Linked DNA regions of Mus musculus: region 1 is linked to region 2. The links are chromatin contacts, found by Hi-C in ENCODE. All regions are on one chromosome and are shown on one strand. The core of a region is the stretch at or near the end of the contact, and the rest is flanking DNA. Distances in the headings are between cores, read along the strand shown. Region 1 has its middle 8.2 kb from the start of Gm31496. Region 2 holds the start of 9230102O04Rik (RIKEN cDNA 9230102O04 gene).

Region 1 (6,738 bases), core at 596-3,095, 410 kb before region 2:
CTAATTCAAAGCGCTGAGGGATGTTGTCTCTGGGGGCTGTGTTTACCTGGCTATTCCCATAGCAAATTCAGTGGCAATGAATGGACTTTTAGGAGCCCAGAGAGGAGGAAACATGAAGTCCAGGCAATTAATCAATTAGAGAAAAATGGTTTGAGCTGCCTTCTAGAGGATGTACAAACACAGGTTTATTTTCAATTTTAATTGTGTGTGTTTTCTCACGTGTGTGTGTGTCCGTGAGAACATATGGAGGCCAAAAAGAGGGTGGCAGAGCCCCTGGCTGGAGTTACGGAGGTTGTGAACCACTTCAAGATGGCGTTAGGAACTGAATTCTGGTCCTCAAGAGCTGTACACATTCTCACCACTGCGGCAACCCTGTACTGTACGGTGTTTGCAAAGCTGTCCTTAGGCAGATCTTTCCCTCTCACCTCTTTTACTGTCTTTAAATGTGCACCACCCATGTGCTCTGGACTCCGAATCTTCACGGGGTGCACTGTTGCTGACCCTTCAGTGACAAAGTGAGATCCGCCCTCGCTTTGCCTCCTGAGATATCGTTCATACCTCATCATAAAGCTCCCCCCAGGGTCTCAATGTACTCTTTGCTAACCCTTGGTGACATTGGCAGAGCTGACACATAGCCTACCCTTGACACGGCCTCTCAGGCCTCTGATGGACCCTGACGTGCCTAGTACCACTCTCTGTTCCTGACTCTGTAGCAGTAAGACATAGGGTAACAGAAGCTTTAAGGCTTTAAGTGTGGTCTATAGAAGAGACAGTGTCCGGAAGTCCTTCAAAATTGTCCTCTGCTTGTCCTGTCCTAAGGGAGGCTCTGGTAATTTTCCTGCCAGACTCAGGGCTCCTGTGGTCAGCTTTTGTCTCTGTGTTACCTCTCCTCAAATTATCTCAGCAAGTTTTGCAGGAAGCCGTTGCATCACAATGAAGCCAGATTGTCCCCTCAAGCAAAACTGATGTCCCCAGAGCCAGCAGAACCCTGTAGAACCAGACCTGAGATAAGGATTAAGCAGAAAACAGCTTGGCCAAGACTTCTTCTCCATTATACTCTGGGTCCCTGCTTCTCCCCCCTCTTCAACAGCCATAGGTATTATCAAAAACCCAAGGAAAGGGCCACCCCTCTTGCCAGAAGGGCCGTCTGACTCATTCCTTTTTCTCCTTCTCCACCCCCCCCCCCCCACTCCACTGTGACCAAATAAGGTCAACTTCATCAGTACCTCAGAGTCAAGACTCCTGCCTAGGAACCAGCAAAACAGGAATGTGGACTAAAGAATGTTCGAGTTAGTTTTCTCTGGATACAGCCGTCCTTACAGCCTAGAAAAATGACAAGTTAATGGAAAGACATTTTCTTCTGTAGTTAAAAAGACAATAAAAATTAAATAAATAATTAAAAAAAGAGAAAGTCTAGAAAAATTCATGTGAGAATTGGCCACAGGAAATTTAACATGCTTTAATAGATATATTGATTTAGGTTTTACATTTTAATATTTTCATGTTCATAATGCCCGTTAATCTTGTCAACTTGTTGGAATTTAGAGTCATGTGGACACAAACCTAAGCGTATGCCGGGAGGAATTTTCTAGACTAGGGAGATTGAGACGGAGAAGACACACCCCAACATTGCTTAAACTGGGCTCTTAGAGCAAAAAAAGGCAAAAGACAGCAGCATTGTCTCTCCTGAGTCCCCACTGTGGACACCACGTGACCAGCTGCCGCGTGCTCCTGCGCCATCACCTCCCTGGGACAGCGCCCTGGAGCTGAGAGCTGGGAGAAGCCCGCCCTTCCTTAACTAGAGCCATGTGACCAGCTGCTGTGCTGATGCGCCATAAGCTCCGTAAACTCCCAGGGACCGGTGCCCTAGAGCTGGGAGCTGGGGGCTGGGAGCTGAGAGAAGCCTTTCCTTGAGCCAGCCAGCCAGCCAGCCTGTCTGCCTGCCTTAGCTATTGTCACAGCAGCAAGGAAAGTGACCAGTGCAGTACTCTAAACTTGAGTTTTAAAATGGTTTGGAAACGGAACTGTGAAGAAATTAGTAATAATGACACTGAACTAAAACTAAAATCATATTTTTCCCTCTTCTCACTTCACATTTTACAAATTGGATCACAGAATATTAAGTAAAAGAGGAAATCTTGTAATTCCATTATTCCATTAAATAGACTGAAACAAAATTAAAATGGATAATTTAATTTTCATTTGTTTTCATCTAATCCCGATCAGACCCATAAAATATTTTACACTCATAATCGCCATCAGAATTTTGAGTTGTTTTTCCCTGTGTTTCATTTATGAGAACTAGCCACGAGGGGGCGTTGTGGGCAGCCACGTGCACTGCCTTGACCCTCTTGCTACAGGAAGAGAAGCTGAGATACTTGCAAGCAGTGTTTTCTACAGCAGACTAAAGAGATCTTCCCTAATTTTTCTGTTCTCCTTCGTGCCATGTTCTTACACAGTACCTGGCCGACAGGAAGAACAGATGTGAACACTTGTTGACAATACCTGAGTCAAAATCAAAGCTGAGCTTATATGTCGTCATCTATCTGGTCCGTTTGTTAGCCAAGTGCCTGCCTGATCATATCTACCCAAACCAGGTATGAGTAAAATGTGGCTAAGAATTCTGCTAACTGAGCCACATCTCCAGCCTGACGATTGCTTTCTATGCAGTCATGATTTATCAATCCGCAGAACAACCAGAATTAAAGACATCAACACCAAGTGTTATCCTAACAGATTCCACTCGTCGACTGACCAATATTTCATGAACTTCATACAGAAAACTAGCATGGACTGTATTGTCAGTATCTATTTAAAGATATTCCTGTTATAAAGATGTATCAGAACTTATACAAGGTCAAACAACAAAAGCGCCTACTTTAGCCATTCAGAAGAGGCCTGCTCGATAATTTCTTAAATGTGCTTTTACTATGCCTATGTCGTTGTCCCACTCAGCATTGTCCGTTGGGTGTTAAGCACATCACTACACTATTCAACAGGGGCCCAGCTCTGTGTAATGGCTTGTTTCCCATGCACTGATAAATGTATTGCTTTTTAACAACATGTTGTTGTGGCCTTAGAGAGTTCCAGCTTCAACAATGTACATTGTGTTTATCCCCCGTCCCCCCATGTAGACAGCAGGAATGGGATCAATAAAGGAAAAGCATAATGGCTTTCCCTGCTTTATTTTAGTAGGTTATCTGATACTGTTTGCTGTTTTAGTCTTAGTCAATATTGGTGTCTCTGGGGGAGGTGGTGGGGACAGTGACTCTCCCCTCAACTCATTTCCTTTCAATGTTAAGCATAAAGCCAGTCAAGACAAAGGACACGAGGCGCTGGGGATTTAAAAGCAGTCCTTGAACCAATGACAGCTCAACCTAGTTTCTGTCACAGTGATGCTCTTTGCCCTTCCTGGGACTATGCTTGACTCTGTCCCACAAGCGTGTGGCCCCGAGGGTGAGGAAAGCAGGGTCAGTTTCTACAGAGGGCAACATGGCCACATCCCTTAGCTGAGGCTTTGCAGTGTCTCACGAACAGCTCAGGAACAGGTTTGAAAGGTCGGGACAGCAAAGTCTGCTGTAGTAGCAAACATACAAAGCAGAGGGGCTTCTTGGACTAGAGTCCGGATCTCTCATGTTGTAGTAAGGAACTGGGTTGTGGGGTACCGTGCATCTCCCCTCCTCATCTCTGAAAGTTTGCACCCCTACCTTCCCCTTCTGGCTGGATTTCCACAAGCGTGGATTCTCCACCTGAAATTGGAGAGGCAGAGATTCTACACAGAATAGTTGCTTTCACATCGTGTTTCCTGGGCTTCTAAGCTTTTTTTCTGGGCTTAGTAAACCAGACTGCCACCATTATAAGGACACTGGTGTCTAAGGCAGTCACATGTCTTCATCAATTAAAACTCCAACTGTTCCCCAGGAATCAACAGCAACATTTTTTTTTTTCTGAGACAGGGTTTCTCTTGTGTAGCCCTGGCTGTCCTGGAACTCACTTTATAAACCAGGCTGGCCTCGAATTTAGAAATCCGCCTGCCTCTGCCTCCCAAGTGCTGGGATTAAAGGCATGTGTCACTATCGCCCGGCAAAAGCAGCATTTTTGCTGTGATCTCTGTCATTGTCCGGGTCCAAACTTTGCGTACAGGGAGGTTGCGGCACAAATAAATAGACATTTGATAACCATAAAGCTCCTTGTTCTATTATGGCTCTGAACCTGGCCCAGTGTGTAACGAAATAGGAAAAAGTTGGGTCACCTCGTTTAAATATTATTCTAATTTAAATATTAAGTAAACAGAGCGTGAGCAGGGAATTCCATATCACTCTCGTTGTTAGAATGTCAAAATTGGTGTAAAATATATAGGGGCTTGGGGTATTCTGTTTTCTGTCACTGAAAAGAAATGTCACGTGTTGAAATCCATTTACATTTACAGTGATATGTATTTATAATGATGTAAGATTACCCCCACCACCACTACCAAATGCGTGTGTGGTGTTAGCCTGTCATTGCTGTGACTCCACTTGACAAAAGCGACCTGAGGTGACAGGGATTTATCTTGGCTCCGGTTTTAGGGCATCATCAATCATGGTGAGGAAAGCTTGGAAGCAGGACCGGCTCACGACTGTGGAGGCTGGAGTGTGAGGTGGCTTCCTTACAAATCAGGGGTTCAAGAAGCAGCCGCAGAACCAGGACTGAACCAGCACTAGGCGATAACCCAACCCACAGCCCCCATCCCCAGCGAGCCACGGGGGCCCATCTTTAAGATTCCACAGCCCTTGAAGTAGGCATTACAAGCTGAGGACCGAGTATTCAAACATGGGAGCCCGTGTAGGACATTTCCGACAACTCTAAGTGCAGTTTGAAAGGATGAGGAGTGTAAGTGTGCTGAGTGGCTAAGGGAGAGCTGCCTGGGGCTGACTCCCAAGGGTAGCTCTCCGGGCTGTTTGACTTGGCACGCTGTGGGATCCTTCAGGGTAACCATTGCCCTTCCTTGCTCGTTTCCCAGATGTGAAGAGAAGAAAGGAGGGGGTCATTTCCCTGATGGTCCATTTTTTAACAAAAGCGCTTCCAGGTTTCTAAGGTTTTCATTCCTCAAGCTAAAGGTGACTTGGTAAGTGTGGGCCAGCCATCTTCTCTCTCTGTGAGGCAGACATGCCACACATCGATTCTTACTCAAAACTGAAATGATTTTCATTCATTCGAAGATGAAAATTCAGCACCCAGGCCCTGGGATAAAGAAATTTAATTTCATTTGCTTTTAACAAGATCATACCTCGCCTTGTCCGTGCTAGATTGCTGGTGAAGTTTAAGCAGAGTAAAATATAGATTCCTTTACCACCTCCTTCTGGGGTACTTCTAGATGAACACTTCTTAGCCTGATGTTTATGGACTCCATCAAGGGAACATACTTTTCCTCACAAATGGCGTAAAACAGATTTTGAGTTCTTTGAATGGAGTTACAAACGATTCCACGTGTATATCAATACATGTAATATTTTTACCTGGGCAGAAACTTCAGGATTTCTCTCTCTCTCTCTCTCTCTCTCTCTCTCTCTCTCTCTCTCTCTCTCTCTCTCTCTCTCTGAAATATGGAAAGATCCTATTTTTAAAGGAAACCATGAATAAAAATAATGCCCCTAAAAGGATCTGACTCATTACAGACCAGTTGTTTTCACCCTACCATGTTTTGGGTTTGTTTGTCTTTTGATTGATTGATTGATTGATTGATTGATTGATTGATTGATTTTTTATTTTTCTAGACAGGATTTCTCTTTGTAGCCTTGGCTGTCCTGGAATTCACTCTGTAGACCAGGCTGGCCTCGAACTCAGAAATCCGCCTCCCTCTGCCTCCCGAGTGCTGGGATTAAAGGCATGCGTCACCACTGCCTGACTTGCTTTATGATTTTTGAGGCAGGGGGTTCTCTGTGTAGCCCTGGCTGTCCTGGAACTCGATTTGTAGACCAGAGCCCTGTCCTAGAACTTACCTGTAGACCCTGATCTCAGAGATCTGTGTGCCTCTGCCTCGAGTGCTAAGACCGTGAGCCACCACTGGCTAGCCCCACTTAAGTAAACTTAACTAAACTGCACTAAGTTTCAGAGTTGTTATCAATGAGCTTAAAAATATATATCCTGAATTTCCTAAATGCAGGCTTTGTACATCAGAACTTTAACCAGTGAGCTGTCTTATTAACCACCTCTCAACCCATTTGATGGAAGTTAATAAGCTATTAAACGTCTATTAGTCCCCATTATTATGAGTTTACAGGTAATACTGAATGCACAGAGCTGCTACCTACTTCTTTTATAATTATTTGTTTTAAAGGAACTTTTTCTTTCTTTCTTTTAAGAAAAAAAGCAAAAATATTCTTTCCAGCTTTTTATAGAGATTTCCACACTCTTGGGTCCCCCCCCCCCCCCTTCTCCGCGGTCTGAGATGGAAATGTCTCCAGGGGCTCTTGTTTCGATGACTTTGTCCTTAGTTTGCTGAGTTGTGGGTAGGAGGTGTTATGGACCCCAGCGCATGGATCCCTAGAGGTGATGGGGCCTCTGGTACCAGCCACACTCTGCTTCTCATCCATTATCTTTCGAACAACTCCCAGGCTCGCTGCCCCTGGAGGAGGCGGAGAGCTGGGGGTGGGGTGGGGGGTGGGAGGGGGCAGGGAACAGGGAGGGCGAGGGCGGGAGACGGGCAAGGGGAGTGGCTCTCCCCTGCCTTCCTCTTAGAGCCCTCAAGCCTCAGGC
Region 2 (6,134 bases), core at 807-3,306:
TGACAAGTACTTTCTGGTTTTAGGGCAAGGAAATGATGTGTTGGGAACCCACTGAAATGGGATGCTACGAATTCCTCGTCCTTCTGCACAACAATGCTCCACTAACTGACCACACCGTCTCAGAAAGATTGGAGATCCTGTCAGAGATTATTTCCTCTATTTGGGGAATCCCTTTCTTTATCCCACGGGTGAACCTATCTCCATGGCCATCACAGAGATCCGCCTCCGCCTCCCGTGTTCCATTTATCCCAGAGTCATTTAATGATCCATCTTCTTCTTCCATGTGCCTGGTGACCTCCCTTTATATTTCAAACCCAGTGCCTTAGATCCTGATCTGAGAAAAGCTACAGAACTAACCTCTGGGTTTGAAGTAGCTGGCGATGGTGGCCATTAGGAGAGCACAATGGCTTCCAGGAACCATCCACAGCCAATATGTATCCCCAGGCCCAGGGTTCCACACTGTCTCCCTCGGTAGCTCAGCTCACAGTCCTCACCAGTGAGGAATGACCTCTGTCTCTTGGTCCCATTTCTACCCCAAACAGAAATGAAATAGTTCAGATCAGCAATTATTCCATGGTTCAGTGGTTATTCCGTGCAAGAGAAGTGGAGTCAGAAAAACCCGAGGTAGCTGGACTAGAAAGGGCACAGGTGCAAGCAACCAACAGGGAAGTCTTTATGTCTCCGTGGCTGTGAACTGGCCTGTGTCTTTGTGATCTATGTGTCCAGAGAACACACAAACATCCTCAATGAAAACACTCCCTAAAATTAGTGATGGGACCGTCCTGTTCTCAGGGCAGCTTCCAGCAACCCTGGCGTGAACTACTGTTATCACCACTGAATGAGGCAATGTCATTTCTTGTCACACACACACACACACACACACACACACACACACACACACAGAGAGAGAGAGAGAGAGAGAGAGAGAGAGACAGACAGACAGACAGACAGACAGAGACAGAGAGACAGACAGACAGAGACAGAGACAAAGAGAGAGACAGAGACAGAAATTGAAATTTCAACCGGAAAGCAACTCCGTTGTAAAATCAGACAGCGACTCGTGGTTTCTTAGAGCACTATCCTTGTACTGTGCTCAGGCGATGTCCAGTAATCAGGAATAAATGCCTCAGAGCCTTTCCCTCACTTCCCCCTTCATCTCCACTTTTTGTTTTCCTTTTCGACACAGGGGTTCTCAGTCCTGCTTTGTACACCAGGCTGACCAGCTAGAGACCCACCTGCCTCTGCCTCCGGAGTGCTGAGGACAGGGCAATCTATTAAAGGGGTGCTACTGCGCTGGACCCTCTCTCTTTACCTCATTCCCTTCCCACTTCAATACTCCCCCCCCCCGCCCCCCAACTCCCCTGTCCACCCTTCTGTCTGTTAAGAGAATCAGATCATGCCTTTAGCCCCAGCCAGACCACTGTAGTTCTTAGGATTTTCTTTTTTAGCCTCCAAGTTTCTTTGGAAGCCCAACTTCCTCCAGTTAAGACTTTTGGGAGCAATGACGGGGTTGGGGGTGGGGCACGCGACCGCATTTTCACAGCTCTTTACGTTTTAGAGCAGTGTTCAATCCGGAGCCGGTGTCGGCAGAAGGGAAGGAGCGCGGCGAGGCCGGCAGAGCAGACCCGAGGAGACCTGGGGGACAGAAGGTGCTCGCGAGGGAGCTTTAGTAAGAGGAGTGGGAGAGGGAAGAAAGTCTGCTTTGGTTCGGAAGTGCCCCTATAGGACGTACATTCTAAGGAAAAAGAGGCTTTCAAATTGGAGGCGAACTTGTTGAAGGTAAGGAGAAAGAGGAGGAGGGACAGCAGGGACCTTAAAGGGGGACAAGAAGCATTGAATGGGAAGTGAATGGGAAGCATGGGGAAACCGTAAAAAGCCCCACCCGCCCGCGAGACCCAGAAGTGAGATCTAGATACCGCTGGGTGCAGGGGATTGGGAGGATCAACTGTTGTAGTCACGTGGGCACATGCGTGCCTCTCTGGTCTCTGCTCCAGCCCCCATCCAGTCGCGCGTAAGGAGGAAGGGTACTTGTGTCTCTTACGCTTCCCGGAAGCCAGTCACATCTTCCCAGGACCCACGGCTTTCCTGGACAGTTCATAGGGTGCATTAGGGCAACAGGTTGGGCATAGGTTGTTAAGAGCATGGCTCCAGCCTAGTCCTCACAGCTTACTGGAGAGTGTGACTCTGCCACTTGGTGGCGGAGAGCTGGAGCGACAGGGCTGGGGACTGGCAGGATTGCTTTGGCGAAGATGGTTCTTCCGGGTTCCCCAATGGACCAGAAGATCCCCTTCTTTCCTTTTGCCAGATTGGCAAATGGTGTTCTCAGCTTGCTCCACTCTTGGGTTCATCGCACCCCAGAGGACGCCCCGCCGAGGCGCAGACGGGTTGGTGTCTAAATGGAAAGAATTTCAGGTTTGTGGAGGTAGAGACAGGTCGCTGACAGTATCTAGGAGAAAAGCGTGCCTATCCTGGTATCACCCACTCTGCAACGTGACATCCATCACCCGGTAGCTCTCGCCACTCCACGGGTGCCGACTAACACTTTCGGGACTCCCAGCTTCTCCTTTCTCCTCTGTCTTCCGCCCCACCTCAACAGTTCCGTAGGCTCTGACCGGTCTCCTTCTCCCAGGAGTTGACCACCCCAAAGCTGAACACTGAGTCACCTCTTTCTACCCAACCGGTTGGAGCAGCCCCAACTTATTGACTTCATGGTTCAGCCACGGACAAAACTTTGTTTTATTTCTCCCCAAGGATATATTTATTTTAAAAGTCAGCCTCCATATTTTTTTTGCAAAAATATTGTGAAGGGAAAATTCAACCTGCCAAAACAAATGGACCCTGACCCTTTTCTACCTCGGTGTTTGAAGGGTTTCATTTCACTCTAGCTGAAATGTACTCGTGGTAGATTCTCTTGGTACATGATTCAGATGCCCTTGCTATTGGATGGGAATGGGAAGGTGTGTGTGTGTGTGTGTGTGTGTGTGTGTGTGTGTTTACTCCAAGCAGGACACTGCAGTTATCTGGGTCCTGGGTAGGGCAAACAGCTTCATTTCCTTTATAGAATTTTCCCTTGACTGCTTCTAGTTCCTGTTTTTATTTTTTTATTTTTCTCCTCAAAAATAAAATTTCCTCATGAAATAATTTAAGACAATTGGGACCCATAGGATCCTTTTAACTCTGATGAATATTCTTCTATGCCTGGATTAGACAGCAGCAATCAAGTCCAGCCAAAAACATTCAAATTCTATTTTACTAATCCCGACTAAAGGGTGGTGGTGGCCGCTGCAGCAGTGGTGTGAAGTAAAGGCAAAGAGACTACTTTTGGGAATGGGGGTGCCCGTATAAACCCAAACCTTGAGAGAAAGAAAACACTTTTGAAGGCTTACTAGTTTGTTAGCTCTTCATACGATGTTCACTCCTGACCGTGCCCATAGAACCTCTTATTGAACCATTTGTTCAAAAGTGAGAAGAAAATGCTTCAAACACGTTTGTGCCTATGATAATGGCCCATTCCACAGGGCAGTGTCATTTATAGTGTTAATTCCAACCCGGTCTGGAGACAGTGGGCTGGCTTTGTAGGCACCAGGAGCAGGTCACATTTCAGGCAATGTTTCTTGCCCACCCGGTCCAACTCAGTTTCACACACCTCTGATGTGCGGTTTGTGTGTTTGCAAAAGGGGATGGTATTCATTCCCTCCCTCCCCCTCCTTCTTTCCTCCTCCCCCCTCCTCCTACCCCTTTGCAACCCGGAAGAGCTCTGCTGTCTACACTGAGCCAAGGGAGGCAGAGGGGAGGGGGCTCTTAGCAAGGATTCACATCAGCCAGGTTTTACCTCTGGCTGGAAGCCTGGCTGAGATGCAGTGAAGCAGCCGCCGCTGCTGTGGGAGCGTCAGCAACAGTGAAGTCTGCCTGTCATTTCTACCTTCAGATCTCCAGCAAGGCGGGTGGAAAAAAAACAAAAAAACAAAAACCAAACCAGCTGGCCTTCAGGAGAGAGCTGCCCTGGTCAGTGAGTACATAGCTATCTCCTTTTCCTCTGTTATCCTTCTCCTTGATTCCCATGGCGAGAATTAAGAGGAGGTCTCCGCCATGGGGATAGCTGCCTCTGAAAGAAAGTGAACCAGACCCCAGCCCTTTATTGTTCTTTCTGGGCACTGGAAGTCTTTGGCTTTCTGCAGTGACCTTGGGTGATCATGGTGTGGAAGTGTGTGGATGCCCTTGTTTGGAAGAAGGAGCTAGCAGAACTTGGGGTGCAAAGAAAAACTGAATGGGGGGTAATAAGAGCTGCTAGAATGCTTGGGAAGAGCTCTGCGTAGATGCTTTTCACTGTCAGGAGAACAGGACATTAGAGGAGCTAGCCCATCTACCCAGGACAGAGCATTCTCTAAAGGTGGCTGCAGTGCCCAAGTGTCAATGCCATGTTTACCTTTCCCTGCTTTACGAGCCTTACATGGTTAGGCTCATTGTCTGCATATCATTGAAGAAACGTGCACTGGGAGACAAAGTTGGAGCCCAGATGTGTCAACGTCTGGCAGCCCCCCAGGGTAGCTGGTGGTTGGTAGGCACCCTTGTTTACAGAAGCACCCCGAGGTGGGAGAGAAACCCAGCTTCCCAGAGAGTGTGACCAGGGTTCTGTGCAGTGAGAAAGCAGAGGGGATAAAATTTGGATATTTTTCCTGGGACAGCAGACCAGCAGACCTCCAGTTCCAATATACCATTCAGAAATAGAACACACACACACACACACACACACACACACACACACACACACACACACACACAGGATAATGTTAAAATGCAAGGAAAGGAGAGTCTGGTGAATCTGAGATATGAGCAGAGCCGTTGCTTTATTATTTTTTTTAAAGGCGATTTCTTTAATAGAGCAGGGTAACAAACTGACAGGTGTGATTCCATCCAGAATAGGAATGAAGTAGCTGTGCCCGCTGGACCCCTTGCTGTAGGTGTAGTTCCATATTTTTTGACATCTCCTCCCCTTATAGACCACACCAGGACCCTGAAATCACAGTTTGAGAGACCCAGAATTCTGAAGGGGGACAAATAATGAAGGTACCCTTTGTGCAGCCCCTCACTCTTCCGCAGTGGTGGTAGTGGGCTGTCCCCCCAGCGGCAGGTTATTTCTAAACAAGAAGCTTGGCTGCCCAAATCGCTATATGTGGGGAAGAGGGCTTCCTATAAAATGAGAACAAAAATGTTCTCTATCAGTTTGCACTAGGTCTAGATGTAATTTCTGTCCTGCTAGAACAAGACTCATGCAGGCATCAATGAACTCTGTTTACTGATTGATTTAGCATTAGGATTTAGCAGAAGGCCCAGCTTCAAGGTTCAAGCCAGTGGCTCAATGCGGCCTAAGGTTTCTGGCTCTGGGACACAACAGGGCATAGAGAATAGCATGCATGGCAGTGGTTGACATCACCTTCTACATAATTGGTCTTTGCTAGCAGCCCCAGATTCTCTAGTCCTCTTCTGTTACAATCCAAAGCCCAGGGCAGGCGATCTGCATTTTCCTTTATTTCCTATGTTGACTCTGCCTTCTTGCAGAAAATGTGTAGTGGGGTTCAGGCATAGGTGGAGTGAAAAGATGGGTGCAAGCCTTAGGACAGGTAGTGTCCTTCTGTGTGTTTGCCAATTGCCCAAAGCCACACAGAAAGGCCAAGGAAGTTGCAGGTGTATGGAAGTCCTAAGGCTTCCATCTTTTTTGACAATTTGTGTGCCCTGCAGTGAAGACTTTGATAGAGAAATAAGAATTCTGACCCCGTGAGTAGGACCGAAGGGGAAACCTTCTGTTCTTTAGCCCAGGGCTATTTTGACTCTCTCTTGGCTACCCCGAGGGTTGTTTTATTCTTGATGGCTAAGCCATTTCACACTTGAATATGTGTTGCTTTCCAGGTATGCCTTTGAGTACCAATACAATAGTTCTGATCACCCTTCCCCATCAACGGTTGGAATAACCCCAATAACCCAGGAGGTTCATTAACTGTGGGGGAGAGAGCACCCTTTGCTTCCTTTGGTGGTCGATAGGGGCTAGGGTGATGTTGAATGCGTGTACAGTTAACTTGGATGATGACAGGCCGGTTGCCAGGTGCTCTCAGAGGTCCGGGTTTGTCCAGAGGAGG

Evidence for each region. A loop is a pair of places that touch in the nucleus more often than their neighbours do.
Region 1: a map of v-Abl transformed pro-B cells shows a loop between it and region 2 (2.8-fold over the local background). The contact joins the enhancer-like site here to the promoter of 9230102O04Rik in region 2. A Hi-C loop is called at or near these places in 1 of 37 maps with a recorded cell type or tissue (v-Abl transformed pro-B cells).

The regions. Positions count from the first base shown.
Region 1 is chr2:10,296,023-10,302,760 of GRCm38, reverse strand. No RefSeq gene overlaps it. Among named protein-coding and RNA genes, the nearest start is that of Gm31496, 8.2 kb to the left of the region's middle. Within about 2 kb of position 1,845, at least 1 of the 3 ENCODE cell types and tissues checked has a DNase peak (open chromatin) inside an H3K27ac peak, as active enhancers do.
Region 2 is chr2:9,885,462-9,891,595 of GRCm38, reverse strand. It overlaps 9230102O04Rik (RIKEN cDNA 9230102O04 gene), which reads left to right and starts at 2,056. Exons shown (of 4, transcript NR_040511.1): 1 at 2,056-2,384; 2 at 3,929-4,005. It overlaps 4930412O13Rik (RIKEN cDNA 4930412O13 gene), which reads right to left. Exons shown (of 5, transcript NR_024257.1): 5 at 4,829-6,134. It also overlaps a transcript of Gata3 not described here.